2 separate regions of the Homo sapiens genome follow, and region 1 is linked to region 2. A link is a loop called in an ENCODE intact Hi-C map of the cell type or tissue named here. Cell type or tissue: PC-3. All regions are shown on one strand. Links, peaks and the distances in the headings refer to the core of each region. The heading gives the core; the rest is flanking DNA.

What was found. Hi-C counts contacts between places; a loop is a spot of excess contacts. Peaks named below come from ENCODE experiments on the same cell type or tissue, not always from the same donor. Only the 100,000 strongest peaks of a DNase experiment are listed, where the experiment ranks them.
Region 1: a loop joins it to region 2, with 4 times the contacts of the local background. A loop is called at or near these places in 2 of 110 quality-filtered maps.

What each region holds. Positions count from the first base shown.
Region 1 is chr10:74,918,216-74,928,715 of GRCh38, reverse strand. All of the region lies in intron 3 of KAT6B (lysine acetyltransferase 6B), which reads right to left. Among named protein-coding and RNA genes, the nearest start is that of KAT6B, 97 kb to the right of the region's middle. In PC-3, for the core only: no CTCF peak of the experiment used is centred there; DNase peaks (open chromatin) are centred at 4,275 and 4,835; H3K4me3 peaks cover 1,770 bases; H3K27ac peaks cover 2,367 bases.
Region 2 is chr10:74,990,246-75,000,716 of GRCh38, reverse strand. All of the region lies in intron 13 of KAT6B (lysine acetyltransferase 6B), which reads right to left. Among named protein-coding and RNA genes, the nearest start is that of SNORD172, 26 kb to the left of the region's middle. In PC-3, for the core only: no CTCF peak of the experiment used is centred there; no DNase peak of the experiment used is centred there; H3K27ac peaks cover 320 bases.

The sequences.
Region 1 (10,500 bases), core at 3,028-5,527, 71 kb after region 2:
ACCTTTAAAGTCTTAAAAACTACGTATAAAAACTAAATATTTCTTTCTCCAAAAAGTTCATATGACAAATGACATAAGTGAGCTAAGAATTTTAAGACACAGACTAAAAACCAGGCCCCCCACCAGTGATTAAGCCAGTGATTCAAATTGTTCTTCCTGATGAAATAGAAAATATTATAAATATTTATTCTGTAGTAGTGGAGTTCACTAAATATTATTTATTTTTCATCTCCCTTCCTGCACTCATCACGCTTATAACTAAAATCACATACTATTACACTTGATTACCACCCAAAATATCTAGCATTCTCTGTTTCACATGCATAAATCTTATCCATCCAATCATACTGCTAGTTTCTTGAGAGAGGGGACTGAATCTTGCACCTTTATACTCTCTTCAGGGCCTTAGTGTACCATCAGGATATAAGAGACTTTCAAAAAATTACTTAGCTATCAAGTAAGTGATAATTTTAACCAGAGAAAGAAAAAGTTAACTCCTGCTTCTGGCACAGTCAAACAATGGATACTTACTTTACTCAAATATCCTAATTTATAGAGTTGGATTAACAATTTCAAGAATTTTGAGCAGAGTAAAAAATGTTATATTACAGCTATACAAAATGAAATTTACTTTTCCCTGAGTTTTGCATTGTAGACTGATTATTATTACCCTTAATGAAATAGAGGATTGACTTAAAATAAATTTTCAAACAATAATATGCCAGGTAGACCATTTCTTTTTCCTGGAGCACTTTTTGTTGATGAGTTCAGATGTCTGACTCATGATCTGGTTTGGCTTACATAAGCCTGTGGAGTATTCTCTTGCGAGTTTAGGGCAGCTCAGAGGGTCTTCTCTATCCAGAAGCACTGGAGAGTCACACATGAGTACTTGGTCTGAATACTTCCTAGGCTGGAGGAGATAGGGTTCAAGGGCAAGGATCACTGAGGAAATTGCCAGTTTCCTGACCCTACTGCAGCGGTGGTGGATGCTTATAAACAAAGGCAACTGGGTAGGAAATACACCATCCATTCCAAGCTAGCATGAGAGAGAAACCTGAGGAAGCGTGAGGGGTGAGGGAGATGGGGTACTGAGATAGCCCAGAGCCCTTTGAGGCTGCCCCATTTCCCACAATCAATAACCTAGCCCTTCACTACTTGCTGAGATTCTGAATCAGAAAGGATTTTAAATTATCTGGCTTTCAAACAGGAGATTTTCAATTTCCCCAACAAGCCTGTCAGAACCAAAAAAAAAAAAAAAAAAAAGGTTTCTTGCAGCAGGCTCTGGTTGGCCAAGCAGAGGCACCTCCTGCTGGGCCGATGGCTCCCCAGTTCAGATCTCCTGATCATTCAGGCTCTCCCGAGAGGTTCTTTATACCCACAGAAACAGTGAGGCCCCAATCTGCAGGGATCTGCTTTAGGCAGTCCCTTGCCAGTCAAAAGATATGACTCCTAATTCATTACTATACTATGGGAGCAAAGGGAGGGGTTTGAAGTAATGCACAGAAGTCTGAATAGGGCCTTTGTCAAGCACCTGTGCTAGGCCAACACACTAACTGATAGAGAACTGTTCATTACATCAACATCTAGGTCAAACCCAGAACAATGACATCCTCAGTGAGATTTTGTGATAATATTTCTGGACTGTGTATTACAAGGAACTATAGTGGTGCAGTAATAATAATGTTGATTGTGATGATCAACATTGTGATGATTCCACTGCCTCCCTTTATTGAATACGCTTAACTCTTACATCATTATTACATTTGATCCTTATGACCCTGTGAGAAAAGGAAGAAAAAACATCCGAAAATGAAGGATTGACACAGAGCTGACTTGATTGGAGGTCACTCCTTCAGCTGTTTCCTGGGAAAGCCAGAATAGGTCTCAAGAGTGTACTGAAGAAGGAACTTATTAAATGGATACATTCACTCATTAACAAAACCTCTGTCCCATGCCTCCACGTGAAGTGGTAGATCAAACTCTAGGGTTTCACAGACGTAATTTGGTCCTTGCCCTTAAAGAAGTTCTGAGATTACATGGAGGGAACAAGGTGGCATTTAGACTGGTCTTAAAGGGTAGGTGTGTCTTGCTAGTAACGACAACTACAACATGCCCAACATGTGCAGAGGCATGGGCCCAAGAAAGGACCTCCGTCAGGTTATTTAAAATGATTCAACACATACATAAAATAAGTGATCTGCATTTTCTCCTGTAGGCAATATGGATACAGTGGTGTTATTTTTGTTGTCGTTGTTGTTTTTTGAGACAGAGTCTCAGTCTGTTGCCCAGGCTGGAGTGCAGTGGTGCAATCTCGACTCACTGCAACCTAGGCCTCCAGGGTTCAAGTGATTATCCTGCCTCAGCCTCCCAAGTAGCTGGGATTACAGGCGTGTGCCACCACACCCAGCTAATTTTTGTATTTTTAGTAGAGACGGGGTTTTGCCATGTTGGCCAAGCTGGTCTTGAACTCCTGACCTCAGGTGATCTGCCCGCCTCGGCTTCCCAAAGTGCTAGGATTATAGGCGTGAGCCACTGTGCCCGGCTGGATACAATGGTGTTTTTATTAAAATAATAACATATCCCATTTTTGACTAGTCTAAAATATCAAGTGTTTAATTTCAAAGTCAAATTCAACAATTATAGAGGATTCACAATACACATATGAGGTCTATGCATTTATGTAGGTAGGGGACAGTCACTGTTCCTGTGCATATTGGCACTGTACTGCGCAGTTATCTGTATCTTGTTTGCTGGGTCCCCTGCCCCCCACCCTGCCATGGGCTGTACGCACATGCGACACAAGCTGCATCTGTTCTGCCGACTGCTCTGGCTCCTGCACACACTCTATTTCAAGCACATAATGAGCACTCAATACATTATTTCAAGGAATGAATGGATGCCTATCAGGCACTGTATTATAAAAGAATTCCCAGTCTAGCAGAATGGAATGATGCCCAAACAATAGTGATAACACTGTTATAAGTGTTATAAGAGTTACTATTAAAGAGCTTTGAAAACACAGATAAAAGAGCAACTAATCCAGTTCAGATATCCTCCTATACATCAACTTGTATAGACAATTTTCACCCCTTAATAATTTGCTTTCACAACAAATACTCATCCAACAGAACCTATGTTTTTCTGTGAAGAAAATCTAAGCAATAAAAAGTGACTCAATTTCCAGGCATAGGTTTTACAAAATGCTTCTGGATTATGGAAAAGAAATGTTCTTATAAAGACAGACTGTAACAAAACTAATCCTAGACCAGCACAGGAAATCATCTTCACTTGTGGGGGGAAAAAGGGGGGTGGGGGTGGGGACTAGAGAGGAGGGAGAAGTATGGAATGATTATCCCACAATAAAAAAAGAAATTGGCCAGGCTCAGTGGCTCACGCCTGTAATCCCAGCACTTTTGGAGGCTGAGGTGGGCGGATCACGTGAGGTCAGGAGTTCAAGACCAGCCTGGCCAACATGGCAAAACCCTGTCTCTACTAAATAATACAAAAATTAGCCAGACGTGGTGAAGAGCACCTGTAATCCCAGCTAATTGGGAGGCTGAGGTAGGGAGAATTGCTTGAACCCGGGAGGCAGAGGTTGCAGTGAGCCGAGATCATGTCACTGCACTCCAGCCTAAGCGAGACTCCTTCTCAAAAAATAAAAAATAAATAAAAGTAAATTTACATTTTGGTTTGGATACAGAGACTAAAAGGTCTCCTCTACCACCCCATAAATTCTAGTATCAGACCTTTAAACTTTCAGATGTTAAGAATTAGTTTATTCCCCAAAGGTTCAATTAGAACACAGCTGAAAAAAAAAAAATTCAGTATAGCAAACTGACTGATTCCATGATCTGATTTCATCACCGAGCAGTAGGAAGCATTTAGCTGGTCTACAGAGAGAGAGGTGTGTGGTTCTCTTGGCTAGAAGGCACAAAATCCAACTTTCTGTTCTTTTGGCAAAAGAAGGAATGTCCAATCAGCATAGTAGGAAGTAAGTAACAGAATTTCTAATTTTACAAAGTTAGTCAATTTCATGGTTAAGAAGTGCTGTTTTGATGGTAACCTTTACATTTTTACAACCCAACTATGAGTATTAAGTAGGGAAGATCCAACTAAGATAGTTATTTCAGGGGTAACGTCCCTTTCTCTCAAAGTTAAAACTCTTAATATAATTCACTTGGCTTGTAACATGGTATTTAGTCATTCTCATTCTTTGAATTGTTGCCTAATGCAAGCTTTCATTTGGATACACCACTCCCGTTGATGTTTATAGGACTGCCTTGCTATTAACCTCTAACCCAATTAGTCACCAAACTGACAGCATGCATTGCTATTTGGAAGCCAACTGCTTATGAAGGAATTTTTTTTTAGAATCTGAACAAAATGAGCCGTATTATGGCCACTTTATTTATAGTTTTTAACGAAGTATTCCAGGATATCTACAGTGACAAACTCAGGGTAAAAGCAAATCAGGTCCTTTGTGTGCACTGGGCCAGGGAGTGAGGGCTATTTTAAATAAAAATATGTTTTAAAAATTTAAAGGTGTAATCCACCTTCTACCATGGCCATCTCTCCCCTTTACTTCTGTTACCTCTGTTTATCTCAGTGATAGATAACTCCATCCTTCCAGTTATTCAGGCCAATAACCTTGAAGTCTTCTCTTTTTCTAACACTCTGCATCAAGTTCATCAACAAATTCTGCGGGCTCTACTTCAAAATACATCCAGAATCTGTCCTCTTCTCACACTCTCCACCATTACCACTGGCCTAAACCATCATATCTCTTGCTTGTTTTGTGGCAATACCCTCCCAGCTGCCACCTTGGTGCCGCCTACAGCTTATTCTCAACACAGCAGCAGGAAACAGCTTGTTAAAACGTTAAGTCAAATCATGTGCCTCCTCTGTTCAAAACCCTGCAAAGGCATCCATCACTCTCAGCAAAGCCAGAGGCCTGACCTGTGCTGAGACCTTCCTCCCATCTGCTCTCACCTCTTACTACTTGACGACTCTCCCCTCTCTCTCCACGCCAGCCACACTGGCCTCTTATCTGTTTCTCAGACATGTCAAGGGCTCTTTGCACTTGCTGTTCCCTCCATCTAGAACACTCCTTCTCCATGCCTGGAATGCTCCCTCACTTCCCTCAGAAGTCAAGTTAAATGTCACTTTCTTAGAGAGGTCTTTCCTCATCAAACTATTTAAAAAAGCAATGCCTCCCCATCCCATCACTCCTTAATTCCCTTACTCTGCTTTATTTTTCTCCATAGCATTTCTCACAGCTGACATGCTATATACTCACTTACATTATTTGTCTCTTCCCATTAGGATGTAAATGAATTTCATGAGGGCAGAGACTTGTCTGTTTTGCTCCCTGCTGTGTCCCCAGTGCCTACAACAGTGCCTGACATACACCAGGTGCTCAAGAAATAGTGGCTGAATTAATGAATAAATAAATGAATGAATACTAGACTTCCTCCCTTCTACTTCTCCTACTCCTTTTCTATACTACTTCTAATAATAGAATTGTTTGCCCATGACTCATTGATAAAGTTGTCTTGCATTTACTTCTCTAAGATCTATTTCAAACTAACTTATCCTGAGCCCACACCCAATAAATAAACAAGAACTTAAGAAACCAGCTTACTTACCTTCTAACTAAACATTAGGTGCTTGAATCTTTCCAATAACCTCTACCTGTTTCTAAGGGCCTATAATTTCTTCTGCCACAGTGTATAATTCAGCCAGTGTTTCTCAATCCTCAGGCATTCCCAGACCATCCACGGCAATTTTGCTTCATCTGTGTATCACCTGTGCTATTATTTTCTTAACAAGTTTTAAACCTGGCTCACTTTTATTCTTTAAAAAAAAATATGACTACAGAAATGAAGTGTTTGTTCATGAACCACCACTGGAGGTTACATATACCAAACTCTGGATTCACTTGAGCCAAAAAGTTTACCATGGGGCCTGTAATACCTTTAGGATGTAAAACAAACACACATACATACACACACATCCTTTTGCTTAACGCTATGTAAGTTAAAAACTGAAGTCACATTAGAATCAGATCATCTATGGACTCAAAATATATCATGAAGAAATGTCTAAATTCCTAGTCAGATTAATTCAGGCCATCAACACTAAGTTCCTAAAGAAAAAACCTGCCCAATTATCTGCTGGGTCCTTTGTAAAATATTACCTGCTAAAATGCTCTGGTAAAGAGCACACTGGTATGCTTTTCTAGAAAAGTTCTTTTTTTCTGATCACTATTCCATCTACCTAGCCATCTTTCTTCTTTTTTTCCTTTCTTTTAGGAGAGGATTGGTTGGGATGAAGGGCTCCTGGAGGGCACTTCCTAAATTTGACAGGTTTCTTTATAACAGCAATTTTGCAGTTGTTTTCTAGAGCTTTATCAAATTTGACTTCTAAAGCTCACTTTTCTACTTTAGAGAATGATATTAAGAATCCCTGATTAAGGACAATAATCTTCACAAACTAAAAAGCCATCCTTATATTCAAACATGCTTTAAAATGTGAGCAGTATTCTAAACTTGCTGCAGACAACCCATACAATCACATGAGTTATTTTAAGAAAAAGACTCAGTTAGACACATCTACAGAAGCTAATACTAACGTGCTGTTCTTCCAATGAAAAGGTTACTGACCTATCAGTAGGAGTTGTCTTTTCTGGCAGAGATGACAGATTTGCCTTGTCTTATCTCCACCCCCTGCTGTGTCCCCATAATGAGCCATAGCTACATGTGCAAGACAGCTGGCAAGGGGGAGTCAGGGTCTGTGGCCATGGGCCAGAGCAAAGCTTACCAGTCAACCCAGAGCCTGGACCTATGACCGATGTCTCATTAACACCTTGCTCTAAGCAACTGAGCTGTCACAAAAATCAACAGTGGCTTAAGCATTTTGTTTACAAGTGAAACAAATCAGGTCAATCTGACAACCAATAGTTCAAGCAGCCACTAGAAAATTGCCAAAAGGACACAAAAACCAATAGTAAGCAGGAGTGATAAGGGTCTTGCAGTCCTAGCTTGGGAGGTAGCCACACAAGCAAGGATGAGTATGGAAGGGAATGAGACTGTAATAGGCAGGTCTGTTTCTAACATACCAGGCAGTCAATGCATGTTAATTAAAGATAAAAAGAAGAAAGGTATAGCTACAACCCCCTTAGTGATGTCCTTCTTACTCAGTGGTTAGAACAAATGCCTTGATAGATGCCCAAAAAACAGCAAGGGACAGTTCACACTCAGGAGCTACAAGTTTAAAAACATCTATACTTTAAAAATATTTAGAGGCCAGGCACGGTGGCTCATGCCTATAATCCCAGCACTTTGGGAGTTCAAGGCAGGCGGATCACCTGAGGTCAGGAGTTCCAGACCGGCCTGGCCAACATGATAAAATCTTGTCTCTACTAAAAATACAAAATTAGCTGGGCGTGGTGGCAGGCATCTGTAATCCCAGCTACTCAGGAGGATGAGGCAGGAGAATCACTTGAAGCCAGGAGGTGGAGGTTGCAGTGAGGCAAGATCTCGCCATTTAACTCCAGCCTGGGCAACAAGGGCAAAACTCCATCTCAAAAAAAAAAAAAAAAAAAAAAATTTAGACTACAGTGACCCATACACATTAGGAAACCATTTGATCTTAAACCAAAATAAAGGAAAAAATCCACAACAAATCAAGCTCAAAAGAAATAATTATAAACATATTTTCATCACCAAAATTTTGGATTTATGAGCAAGCCAAATAATCTTTCCTTTTAGAGTACACACAAATTAATATGAAGAAAAGCTCCCTGGGCACCATTTTATGCCCAGGGTTTCAGTGGTTAGTCTAATTGGGGCCATCCCACCTTGGGATGGAACAGCAGAGAAGAAAAGAAAAATGGACACAGCCACTATTAAATTATAACAAGTTTCTTTGTTGGGGTATAAAAGCAGTCTTACGAACGAAAAGGAGAAATCACCAGAGTTTGGAGAATTGCCCCTTGATCAGTCAACTGGCCAAGAGAACCAATTATCCACCTATCATTGTATTAAATGCTATATGAGAAGGGTAAAGAAATAGCAGACAGGGACCTTATCCACAAAGTTTATGATCTGGTTGAAAACGTATTATTAGCAAATGTTAAAAAAAAAATCAAACTAAAAATACTCAGCTGTCATGTTTAGGCAATAAATGCTGGAGGCACTCTTCTAATGAGGACAGAATAGGTAATTCAAAGAGCTAACAACATAGGGTTGAATTTTCGGTCAAAAATTGGTGAGGACAGGAAGTCCAAGAGGTAAACCCAACACTCAGAGCCACTTTTATCATGGGGTTATATTTACCAATCCAGGAAATAAAGCTGATGTGAAATTCTGGTGACATCTGGAGCCTAAGCAGGTGGGGTCTCAAGGATACCAACCCCTATTGTAAATGGGGCTTCAAAGAGGGAAAGTGAACTGTAAGTAACCAGCCTGCACACAGGTTTGCAGCCCAACTCACAATACCTGAATCATGAACTTGGCTTGAGGAGGCCTTAAACTGTACAACCTAGGCAGAAGGCAGAAGCATATGAAAATTCTCAACCTCAAATTATTTCTATAAATACTTTTTCAAAAACAACATCCAGGATGTAATCAGGCACAGGAAAAAACAAACACCATGAGTCAGAACCAGCAGAAACAAGAAACTACAGAAGAAGACCCACAGGAACTTCAGATATTGAAAATACAGGTAAAGATTTAAAAACAATGACATTAACTATATTCAAAGAGATAAAAACCAAACTAAATGGTTTTAACAGGGAACTATAAACTATAAAAGATGACAAATTTGATAACTAAATAAAAATTCTATAACTAATGACAGATTAGATATAGTTGAAGAGAGAATCAGTAAACTGAGTACAGCTCAGAAAAAGAAGAAAAACACAAAAGAGGGTAAAGGCATAGAGCATACAGTGAGAAATTTTAACATATGTTTAATTGGAGACTGAAAATGAGATTAAAAGAGGATGAAGCAGGCTGGGTATGGTGGCTCATGCCTGTTAATCCCAGCACTTTGGGAGGCCTAGGTGGGCGGATCGCCTGAGATCAGGAGTTCAAGACCAGCCTGGCCAACATGATGAAATCCCATCTCTACTAAAAAAATTTAAAAATTAGCAGGGCGTGGTGGAGCACACCTGTAATCCCAGCTGCTCGGGAGGCTGAGGTGGGAGGATAGCTTGAACCCAGGAGGCAGAGGTTGCAGTGGAGCCATGATCACGCCACTGCACTCCAGCCTGGATGACAGAGCAAGACTTCATCTCAAAAAAACAAACAAAAAAAGAGGATGAAGCACAAACAGTATGTGAAGAAATAATGGCTGCGAATTTTCCTGAACTAAAATACCAATCCTCAGATACCTAGCAGAATAAATAAAAATAAATCTGTATCTTGATATATTGTACAAAAACTTCAAAAATAAGAACCAGAGGAAAAAAATATATATATATAGATAGATAGATATGGAGTTTTGCTCTTTTGCCCAGGCTGGAGTGAAGTGGTGCGATCTTGGCTCACTGCAACCTCCATGCCCCAGGTTCAGGTAATTCTCCTGCTTTAGCCTCCCAAGTAGCTGGGATTACAGGCACCTGCCACCACGCCTGGCCCATTTTTTTAATATATTTTTAGTAGAGATGGGGTTTTGCTATGTTGTCCAGGCTGGTCTTGAACTCCTGACCTCTGGTGATCCACCTGCCTCAGCCTCCCAAAGTGCTAGGATTACAAGCGTGAGCCACCATGCACGGCCCAGAGAAAATATTTTTAAAGACAGCCAGGGAAAAGACAATTACCTGAGATTGACAATTGAAGTCAAAAGACAATGAAATAATATCTTCAATGTGTTCTAACTACCTAAGAATAATCTCCAAGAATGCATATGAAATAAACAAAAATTACTCATGCCAGCAAACCTCTACTCAATGAAATTCTTTTCTTTTTTGAGATGGAGTTTCACTCTTGTCACCCAGGTTGGAGTGCAACAGCACAATCTCAGCTCACTGCAACCTCTGCCTCCCGGGTTCAAGCAATTTTCCTGCCTCAGCCTCCCAAGTAGCTGGGATTACAAGGGCCCACCACCACACCTGGCTAATTTTTGTATTTTTTGAAAAGACAAGGTTTCACCATGTTGGGCCAGGCTGGTCCTGAACTCCTGACCTTAGGTTATCCGCCTGCCTTGGTCTCCCAAAGTGCTGTGATTACAGGCATGAGCCACCGTGCCCAGCCTGAAATTCTTTTACTCCTTCAAGACCCAGTCATATATCTATTCATTTTTTAAAAATCTGCTGAGCATCTAGATAACATGCTAGGCAGTTAACATTTGACTTGTTGACTGAACTACCATGTTAGTTCAAACATATTGCAACTAGGACCACTAGAATATATTAGAACAAGAGCAGGAGTTTTTCTCTTTTCTTTGCTGCTATATCTCTCTCACCTCAAACAGTGCCTGCCATATAATAGGTGCCCA
Region 2 (10,471 bases), core at 3,970-6,469:
CTGCTGACACATTTTTATGATTATTCCACAAACATACTAATTTTAGAAATGCCTGAATGTACAATTAACTGATATTTAACTTAACTGACGAACTTGCCATTAATTAATATTAATGGCAAGTTTATCTGGTCTCTAAAAACTATAGACGTAAGTCTGTAGACTTGGATCCAGCTGTCCTTTACCCTTTATAGCGTTAGTTACACGTCCGTCTGCCCCCGATAAAAAAGAAAAAGTTAATCTGAGATTTAGAACCCTTATAGTTCTAGTTAGTAGGTTTAAGTATTTTAGTTAGGAGAGAATGTTGAATTTCATCAAATGCCAGATCAGACTTTGTAATAAACCACCTGCCTGGATGTTGCTTTTTGTTTTCCCCTCGATTTTTTCCATCAGCGCTGCTCTTTCTTTTCCCTACTGATGTACATACACATGCTCCAGGCTCTCCAGCTTAAAAATAAAGACAACTAGGTTCCTGTGTCCCCAGCCCTTGACAGTCAAGCTTTTGTTTTGTTTTGTTTTGCTTTGTTTTAAAAAAAGAAAAAAAAAAAAAGACAGAGTCTTGCTCTGTCGCCCAGGCTGGAGTGCAGTGGGGTGATCTCAGCTCACTGCAACCTCTGCTTCCCAGGTTCAAGTGATTCTCCTATCTCAGCCTCTTGAGTAGCTGGGACTACAGGCACATGCCACCACATCCATATTTTTGTATTTTTAGTAGAAATGGGGTTTCACCATGTTGGCCAGGCTGGTCTTGAACTCCTGACCTCAAGTGGTCCACCTACCTCAGACTCCCAAAGTGCTGGGATTACAGGCGTGAGACGCTACGCCCAACCAAACAGAATAAAACAGTCAAAAGCTTTTTGAATCTACTTTTAATCGCACTTAATATACAGTTGTCCAAAGAATACTTCTTATGACTTTCTCTCTGGGGCACTGAATCTCTGGGGGATGATCTTAGACAAGTCTCTTAGTGTCTCGTCCCAGAAGAGAGATGGTCACAGTAACCTACCCCATAGGGTCTCCGTGAGGACTAAGTGAGTAAATGTGTGTAATTCCGGTAACAGTGCCTGACACATAGCAAGGGCTCTAGAAGTGGCAGCTATGATGATTATTGTGACTGTTACTGTTGAAATACTGACCTCTTCTGGTTTTCCTAACACCATTATCTCCCAATTTTCTTCTGACTTCTGGGCCCTTTGCAAATTTCCTTGGCGAGCTCCTCATTCTTTATTAGTCCCTTAGATGTTAACACTCCAAGCACTCCACCCTCAGCCCTGTTTCCCTATACACTTCCCCCTGGTTGCCCTCACCCACATCCATGGTTTCAGCTACCACCGCATGTCCACGACTCCCAGCTGCTCCCTCTAATGCAGACCCCCTGCTGAGCTCTGGAGTCTGTGCAAAGTGCACGTAGACATCCAAACGCACAGTGAAAGCTACATAAAGCTGCGCTCACTATCTCTCCAAGCTCAGTTATGCATTCAATAAATACCAGTATTTTCTGAGCACCACTCTGCACCAGGCATGCTCCTGCTACGGAACGAACAGGACCTGCCTCTTTTCCATGCATCCTCACTGTCAGGCCTCCATTGACTCTGGCCTCTTTTCTTTTTAGTTACAGCAAAAAGTATAAATAAGAAAATAAAAAGTATCTGTAATTCTAATTCCAGAGGTCATCTAGAAATGTATTTGTTTTGCTTTGCATATTTTTTACATAATTGAGAACATATTACATATATAATTTTGAAAGCCACTTGCTTATCACAAGCATTACAAATTCCCAGATAATTTTTTTTAAGAAACAGGGTCTGGTTCTATTGCCCAGGTTGGAGTGCAGTGGTGCAATCATAGTTCACTGAAGCCTTGACCTCCTGGGATCAAGCCATCCTTAATGGAGGACTCAGCCTCCTGAGTAACTGGAATTACAGTCACAAGCTACCAGGCCCAGCTAATTTCATTTATTTATTTTTGTAGAGATGGGGTCTTACTATGTTGCCCAGGCTGGCCTCGAACTCCTGGGCTCATGTGATCCTCCTGCCTCAGTCTCCCAAAGATTACAGGCATGAGCCACTGCACCTGGTCAGAACATAATTCTCAGCAGCTAATAATATTCCATTATATGGATGTGCCATAACTTTCTCGTGGGAATGGTTCTCTCTTGCCTTTGAAATATCAAGTCTGTTTTAGTTTTTTACCTGTTGTAAATAATGAGTGTGAAGGACAAATATACCAAAACATTAACTCTCTGGGTGACATTTTCTTCTATTAATTACACCTTTTTTTTTAACTTTCTACTATGAGTCCATATTGCTATAATCAGGGGCTGGGGGAGGGAGGCAAAAAGAGAAGTCCACTATTTAAAACATAATAATATGAAACAAAATAATGTTGCTATATTAACTATGAAAATAATGTTTGTTGATTAAAATATGCTGATTTCCCTAGAATGAATTCCTTTAGAAAATAACCATTGGAGGCTGGGCACGGTGGCTCACACCTGAATCCCACACTTGGGAGGCCAAGGCAGGAGAAATGCTTGAGCTCCATAATTTGAGACCAGCCTGGGCAACATAGCAAGACCCTGTCTCTATTTTTTGTTTTATGTATTACTTTTTGAGATGGAGTCTCACTCTGTCACCTGGTTGGAGTGCAATGGCACAATCTCAGCTCACTGCAACCTCCGCCGCTCAGGTTCAAGTGATTCTCCTGCCTTAGCCTCCCGAGTAGCTGGGATTACAGGCACCCATCACCACGCCCGGCTATTTTCTGTATTTTTAGTAGAGACAGGGTTTCGTCATGTTGGCCAGGCTGGTCTCGAACTCCTGACCTCAGGTGATCTGCTTGCCTTGGCTTCCCAAAGTGCTGGGATTACAGGCGTGAGCCACTGTCCCCAGCCTAGTTTTTAAATACATAAAATTTTATTAAAAAAAAAAACCATTAGATGTTTTTGATACACACTGTCAAAGTTCCAGAAAATGCCTACCAATATACACTTTCTTCAGTGTAAATAAGGTGTCCATTTTCCACCAGCTTAGTTAGATTTGGGTAAGTTGTAAACTCTTTGTTAGTGTGGTAGGCAAAAAATTGTAATCTTGCAGTTACTAAATTTGCATTTTTAAACCACCAACAATTTTTTTTTCATATTTGAATTAGCCATTATACCTAAGAGACTTCGGAGTGGAGTGGCTAACAGTTAAAGTGCTTGGGTTCAATTTGCAGCTGTGCAACTTATTTGTGTAACTGTGCCTCAATTTCAACACCCATAGAATGGGGCTAAAAGCACATATCTCAACTGTTGCCGTGAGGACTGAATGAATCAATCAATAAATGCAGGACTCTTAGGAAAGGGGTTGGCACATGTTACTCACTCAGTAAATGTCAGCAATGTCGTGGCCACCAGTGATTTTCCTTTTCTGTACATTCTGTGTTCCTGTCCTCTGCCTATTTGTTTATGTATTTATTGAGAGACGAGAGAAGGAGGGGAATGGGGGGGTGGGGAGAACAGGGGGAGAGAGAGAGAGAGAAAGAGAGAGAGATGGTCTCCTTGTGTTGCCCAGGCTGGTGTTGAACTCCTGGGCTCAAGTGAGTCTCCTGTCTCGGCCTGCCAGAGTGCTGGGATTACAGGTATGAGCCACCATAGCTGATCCTCTGCCCATTTCTCTATTAGGGTTTTTGTTTTAATGCTACCAAACTTAAAAGTATATATATATTTATTTAAACACTATAGATATTAAACTTTGCCTAGCACATATGTTGTAAACATCAAACATCTTTCTCATTATGTTTGCTTTAAATATTAATACTTTTTACTAGATAGAAGTTCTATATTTTTATATAGTCAAGTCTATCTGCATATTCTTTCATTGCTTTGATGGTTATGATGTCCTTGACCATCCAAAGATCAGATAAATAATTATACATAATCTCTCCTCTAGCTTTTTTTTTTTTTTTTTTTTTGAGACCGAGTCTCGCTCTGTCGCCCAGGCTGGAGTGCAGTGGTGCGATCTCAGCTCACTGCAAGCTCCGCCTCCCAGGTTCAAGTGATTCTCCTGCCTCAGCCTCCCGAGTAGCTGGGACTACAGGTGTGTGCCACCACACCCAGCTAATTTTTGCATTTTTAGTAGAGACGGGGTTTCACCATGTTAGCCAGGATGGTCTCGATCTCCTGACCTCGTGATCTGCCTGCCTCGGCCTCCCACAGTGCTGGGATTACAGGCGTGAGCCACCGCACCCCACCTCTCCTCTAGCTTTTTAAGTGTTTCTGTGTGTCTGTTTTTTGGTAATCAAGTCTTTAATCTACCTGGAGTTTCTGCTGTAGTTACCCAGGTATGTAACATGCTTCCTCACGCAGTCATGCTTGTGAATATGCTGCTCCCCTCTGCCTAGAATGTTTTCATTTCAACTTCTTATGAGCTCTCAAGGCATACTGTCCAAAATACTATGCAACATTTGTTGATTTGTCAGTGAACTTGACAGCCCAGCAAGAGCTATGTCTTCTTCCCTTTTGGTTGCTGATGTTTAGCAGAATGTAGAGTGTGGTATCCCAATCAATAAGGTTAAAGTAAAGAGGTAAAAAATGAAGGACATGACTCTTCGCATCTTCCTTTATCCTCCAGTTTGGCATCAGATAAATGCATATACACAAACACACATGTGAGTGATGGTGCCACCTCCCTCACCACCATCTGGCACTTGGTTCTCTCACCTACTGCTGAATCAGTTGGTGTTCCCTCGGTCTCTCCTGGGTCAGAGCCCAGGAGAACGGGTTTTGTATCCTGCCCATCAGCCAGGGTTCTGGCTCTGCAGGCCCGAGTAAAAGACAATTCATTATCTGCTCACTTATTACCTAGCCAAACAGAGTCCTAACAACTGAAAGGATATCTAATATACAATAACTGCTACCTAAGTATCTATCAGTCAAAATATGCCCAAGATTACTCATGACACTACTTTTTAAACTGCAAAATATTGGAAACAACCTATAAACCCATACATAGGAAAGCAGGTAAGCAAACTGTATACATGCATGCAACGGAGTAGAGTGCAGCTGTCAAAGAAAAGAAATCTCTATGAAGTCATTTCCAGGATATACTGGAAAAATCAAAATGCAAAAGACTACCTATAGTATGCTACATTTTGTGTTAGAAAGGAGGAGAAATTAGAAAAATGCACATCTATCTGCTCATTTGTACACAAAGAAACAGGAAGGATAAACTACAAGCTAATGAGATTGGAGACCTGCAGGAAAGGATGAGGGAATGGGAATGGGTAGAGAGGGCACATTCACTGAGAATACCCTTTAATACAGTTTCCATTTTTAAAATCATGTTAATGTTTTACATTCTAATTTAAAAAGGTAACAAGTATAAAATAAAAAACAAACAGAAACAAATAAGCCTAATTGTATTCCAATGAATACTACAGTAACACTGAAGGGGGAGAAAAACTAACTCTAGTAACATTTAAACACAGTGTTTTGACTAAATACACTTGGGGTAAAGCCAAAAGGAACCATATATAAATATTGACCTCCACTTAAGAGGTTTGTTTTTCACAATGGCATGAGTTAGTAATTCTGAAACTACTTACTGTGTATTCTAGGGTGTAGCACATAAGTATATTGTGGGTAATGGAAGTCAGGGTTCTCACTGTCAGAGAAAGGAATTACATGGGAAGAGGGAAAGACAGAATACAACCGTATGGTGGCGCAGATCTGGAATGGTCTGAACTCATGAAGGGAGTGTGTGTGTACACGCATATGTGTTTATAACACCCATATGTATATGTGCACATACATGGATATAAATATGCATGCTATCCTAGCTCTGTCCTCTGAGAGGGCTAGAAGCAGTGACACCCAAGCAGCAATGGGCACATTTAAGTGATCAGAACTTGGTTTCCTCCATTTTTTTTTTTTTTTTTAACAGATGAAGTCTTGCTTTTTCACCCAGACTGGAGTGCAGTGGTGCAATCTCAGCTCGGTGCAATCTCAGCTCACTGCAACCTCCACCTCCCGGGTTCAAGCAATTCTCTGCCTCAGCCTCCCAAGTAGCTGGGACTACAGGCGCCTGCCACCAAGCCCGGCTCATTTTTGTGTTTTTTTTTTGTAGAGACAGGGTTTCACCGTGTTGGCCAGGCTGGTCTTGAACTCCTGGCCTCAAGAGATCCGCCTGTCTCGGCCTCCCAAAGTGCTGGGATTACAGGCATGAGCCACCTCACCCAGCCCAGATCCTGGTTCCTAACTACTGTTCTCCACCATAAGGAACCAAGGCTTGGGAGAAATGGATGATTCCAGGGCTGGCTTAAGAAAAGGATAAGCTAAACCTGGAACATCATGCTGTGGCAGAAAGGAAGGAAGAATCCACAGGATGGAAGCATGTGGAAAAGGCACAAGAACCCACTTGAAACATTTGCTGATAAATAAATCTGGGACAATTTGATGTTTGGGGAACATCAAAATCAATCATGGTAATGACAGGTTATAACCTATAGAATAAAATTAAAACCCACAATTATACAAAAAAATTAAATAAATGGGGAAGAAGAAATAATTCTTCCTTCTAGAATGCCAATTAGTAAGTTGTAGAAAGAATGGAATTAGAAAATTACCATTTGGTAATTATCATAGTAATAATTATTTTAGATAAGAGCCATAAGTGAATGGTAAAACTAGGAGGTGAAAATTGGATGAGAATTGATATTTATATAATCCCAAAGTATCTTCTCACCAGATGCTTACTGATTACAAAGCGAAAAATGGTAATTTCACAGTGAAGAAGCCTGGCAGTTACCACCTTAACCCAGTGATGAGACAAATGTATTATCATATGATCCTGATGAAATGCACTGGGAAGGACATACGGTCACTTCTATGGTATTCCTGCCAAAAAATGTACAGCCTAAATCTAATCATGAGGAAACATCAGATAAGCCCAAATTGAGGCACACCATACAAAATAAATGGCCTGTATGCTTAAAAAATATCAAAATCATGGAAAACACGAAGCAAAGCAAAACAAAACAAAAAAGCAGGTACTATTCCAGATTAAAGGAGGCCCCAGGGACATAATTACATACTCCATGTGATCCTGGAGTAGGAGATTTTTCTTTTCCTCCAGAAAGAACATCAGTATAATCTCGCAAAATTTAAAATTTGAACAAATGTGCATAAATTACTTTAATATCTTGATTTTAATAATTTGTATTGTGGCTATATATGAGAGCATCTTTGTAGAAAAACTGCAATATTTAGGGGTAAAGGTGCAACACATCTTCAACTTACTCTCAAATGATTCTGAAAAGAAAATATGAGAGAGAAGAGAAACAAAGGGAGAGATTGAGAATAATAGAGCAGAAAACAGATGTGATAAAATGTGAACATGTGCAACAATGTACGGGAAATTTTGGTATTATTCTTAGAGCTTTTCTCTAAGTCTGAAATTATTTCAAAATTAAAGAAAAAAATAGTGAGATGGATAAGGCATTGCTGGGCAGCCCCAGCAGCAGAAGCAGTCCAGGGCTTGGGAGGGAGCACTCTGGGCCCCCAGTGCTCAGCAGTGGCTGGGAGAAGAAGAGCTCCTTGCCTTGACGGTGTGAGGCTCTGAAGTAGGAACTGCAAATGTTTTGTGGGCAAGGGAGTTCTCTGAAGTTCTGAGATGTCTGGTGGGGACGGAGGGAGAGAGAGATAGAAAGACTTTACAGACAGAGATGGGGAAGACTTTCAAATTTTCTGACTGAGAAAGGGAATCCTAGAATCCAAGAGGAAGGAATGCGTTCTCAACCAATCCACGATAGTCACTCTCTCCTCCACCCATTCCAATTGTGGGCAAAGAGTCATAAAACCCACTAGGGAGTTTATAACCAGATTGGGAGTTGGTGCCCTTTACTCACTCTGGCCAAACTCTGCAAATGGCCTCCTGGGGAGCCTTGCTCTGACAAATCCCAGAGAAGCTGGTCTAGGAAGTGATATACAAATGACTTACTCTGCAAGCAGCACATGGTCCCATGGATGACCATTCCACCTCACTCTGCTGCCCTGAAGAACAGTGTTCAAAGCCCTGCATTTGCAGTTCTTTATACAGACAGTCCTTGGCTTACAACTGGTTCAACTTACAACTTACAACTTGGTTCAACTTTACTATGGTATGATCAGTAAAAACCATACTTGATCGTTTCCTGGGCTAGCGATATGTGGTACAACACTCTTACATGAGATATTCAACACTTTATTATAGAATTGGCTTTGTGTTGGATGATTCTGCCCAACTGTAGGGTAATGTAAGTGTTCTGAGCACATTTAAAGTCCAGGCTAAGCTATGATGGTTGGTAGATTAGGTGTATTAAATGTATTTTTAATTTATGATATTTTCACTTTATGATGGGTTTATCAGCCCACAGCCCCACTGTAAGTCTAGGAGCATGTATATACACACAGTGCATCACATTCCACCCATGTCTGTGATCAAGTGTGCAAGTGGGCGGCTATATCTTTCTCCCTGCTCGTATCGTGTTTCAGCTTACTAAACTGGCAATTATAAAGATCTACCTGATTTACAACCTCATTTGACTTACTGAAAATACATCCCTGACCAAAAGGCCCCAGGCTCATTTACCAAATAGAAATAAAATAAATTTAACCATTAAAAAGTCCTTTAAAAAACCAGAGCAGATTTTAGAAAACCTGTAACCCTAGTTAGCTTTCTATCCTGGGCTCCAAATTATGAGATCAAAAATGATCATGAGAGGTCATGTGACTCATCCCTACCTTCAAAGGCTGGATTTCAATCATTTTGGAAAGATATTTATCTACTATTACTTTAAGTAACTTCCAAGAGAAGGTGCTATTAATTTCTTCAGCAGCCTACTCTATCTTCCTTAAAACTTTTATAGCCAAGAAATTCTTTTGGTTTTAAACTGAATTTCTATTGGGTTTACACCAGTTCCCATTTTCTTTGAGTGCTATAAAATTCTTCCCCTAGTTTCCCCTTCTCTGAGGGAATAACACCAGTCTCTTCAACTTTATTCAAATCTTTCACTGCACTTCTTAACTCACTCCAGTAGGGGCAATGCTAGGTGTACAGGAAAGAGAAAAGAAAAAAACCACACCCTCAGCACTACTTTGCCTGCTCACATCCTGGTGGACAGCATTCATCATGGTGGCCTGGAGCCACTGAGAAAAGGTTTCAATGTGTTCTGTAGTTTAATAATACAAGGTAGTTTCTAGTAACAGTTTTCACTAAAATGGTTAAAAAAAAGACATAGCATTTGAAGATAATGTATTTGTTACCCAGATTGTTCTCTTATGTAGAAGGCCTTAGTGCCAGATCATGCTGTACAAATAAGATACTACTGAATTTAGAGCTTGAACTTTTACCTAGTAAGTACCAGTTCCTTTTTAATTTTAGGTAGACAATGATTGTGGACAGCAACCATATATCAATTTGGAAATTTAGTTTATATCAATAAAATTTAATTTATATCATCTAATACATATTATTATAAAGGAAACTGTCCTAGTGGATACAGAGAAGTTGGAAGTATGAAACCTCCATCAATAATTATCATAAAAGGGTGAACAGAGTGTAAGTGTGATACCATATAGAATATGGTATAAGATAAAATAAAGGTATGAGATAAAATTCCAGGAGGTGGGATCAAAAAGCAGAGATTCTTGAGCTGGCTCTTAACAATGGGCAGGATTTTGAACAGACGGAGTCTAGGAAAGGACGAGGTGATCATTTCAAGGAAGGGACTGAATAGACAAAAAAATAGAGGTATAGGACCATGCTCAGACTATTTGAGAAAAAGGAGATTAGTAGATGAAAAAGCCTAAAGGACAGGCTGGAACTAGATGTTGGAAGACGTTAAATATTGAGCTAAGGAGTTTGCCTTATTCTGTAGGCATATAGATATGACCAAACATTTAAGGCTTGAATGGCTGCTATGCATACCAGAAACTATATTTATGAACTACTTATGAATGGTAGCCACACAAAACTAGAGAACAAGATAAATGGTTTTGCCCTCAGAAATGATTACAGCTAGGACTCTATAAAAATAAAAATGGTACACTGCATTTGGTAAGGTGGCCCTCCTTGGGATTACTGGTTTCATGGATAATTAGGTCAGGAAAGTATAGATAAGACTAGGGTAATTAATAAATAACTAAAAATATTATCTAAAAAGAGAAAAATAATCAAAATTCTTCTTTTAAAAGAATCATATTCTTCAATGTCAATAAATCATATAAATCAGTCCAAAACTGCTATTCAGTTATTTTACACTTTAATCAGACCTTAATCTTTTAATACCTAACAATATAGATTTAGATTCACTATATTTCTTCATGGTTTTCTGTAAGCGCATTTACATTGTGGTTTTTGCATCTGATGTAGCTGATGAAGATTGTGCAAAGTCCTAAATTTTCCTCCTTTCAGTTAATAATCAGATAAACTGCAATCTGGTAATCAAGAAGCACCTG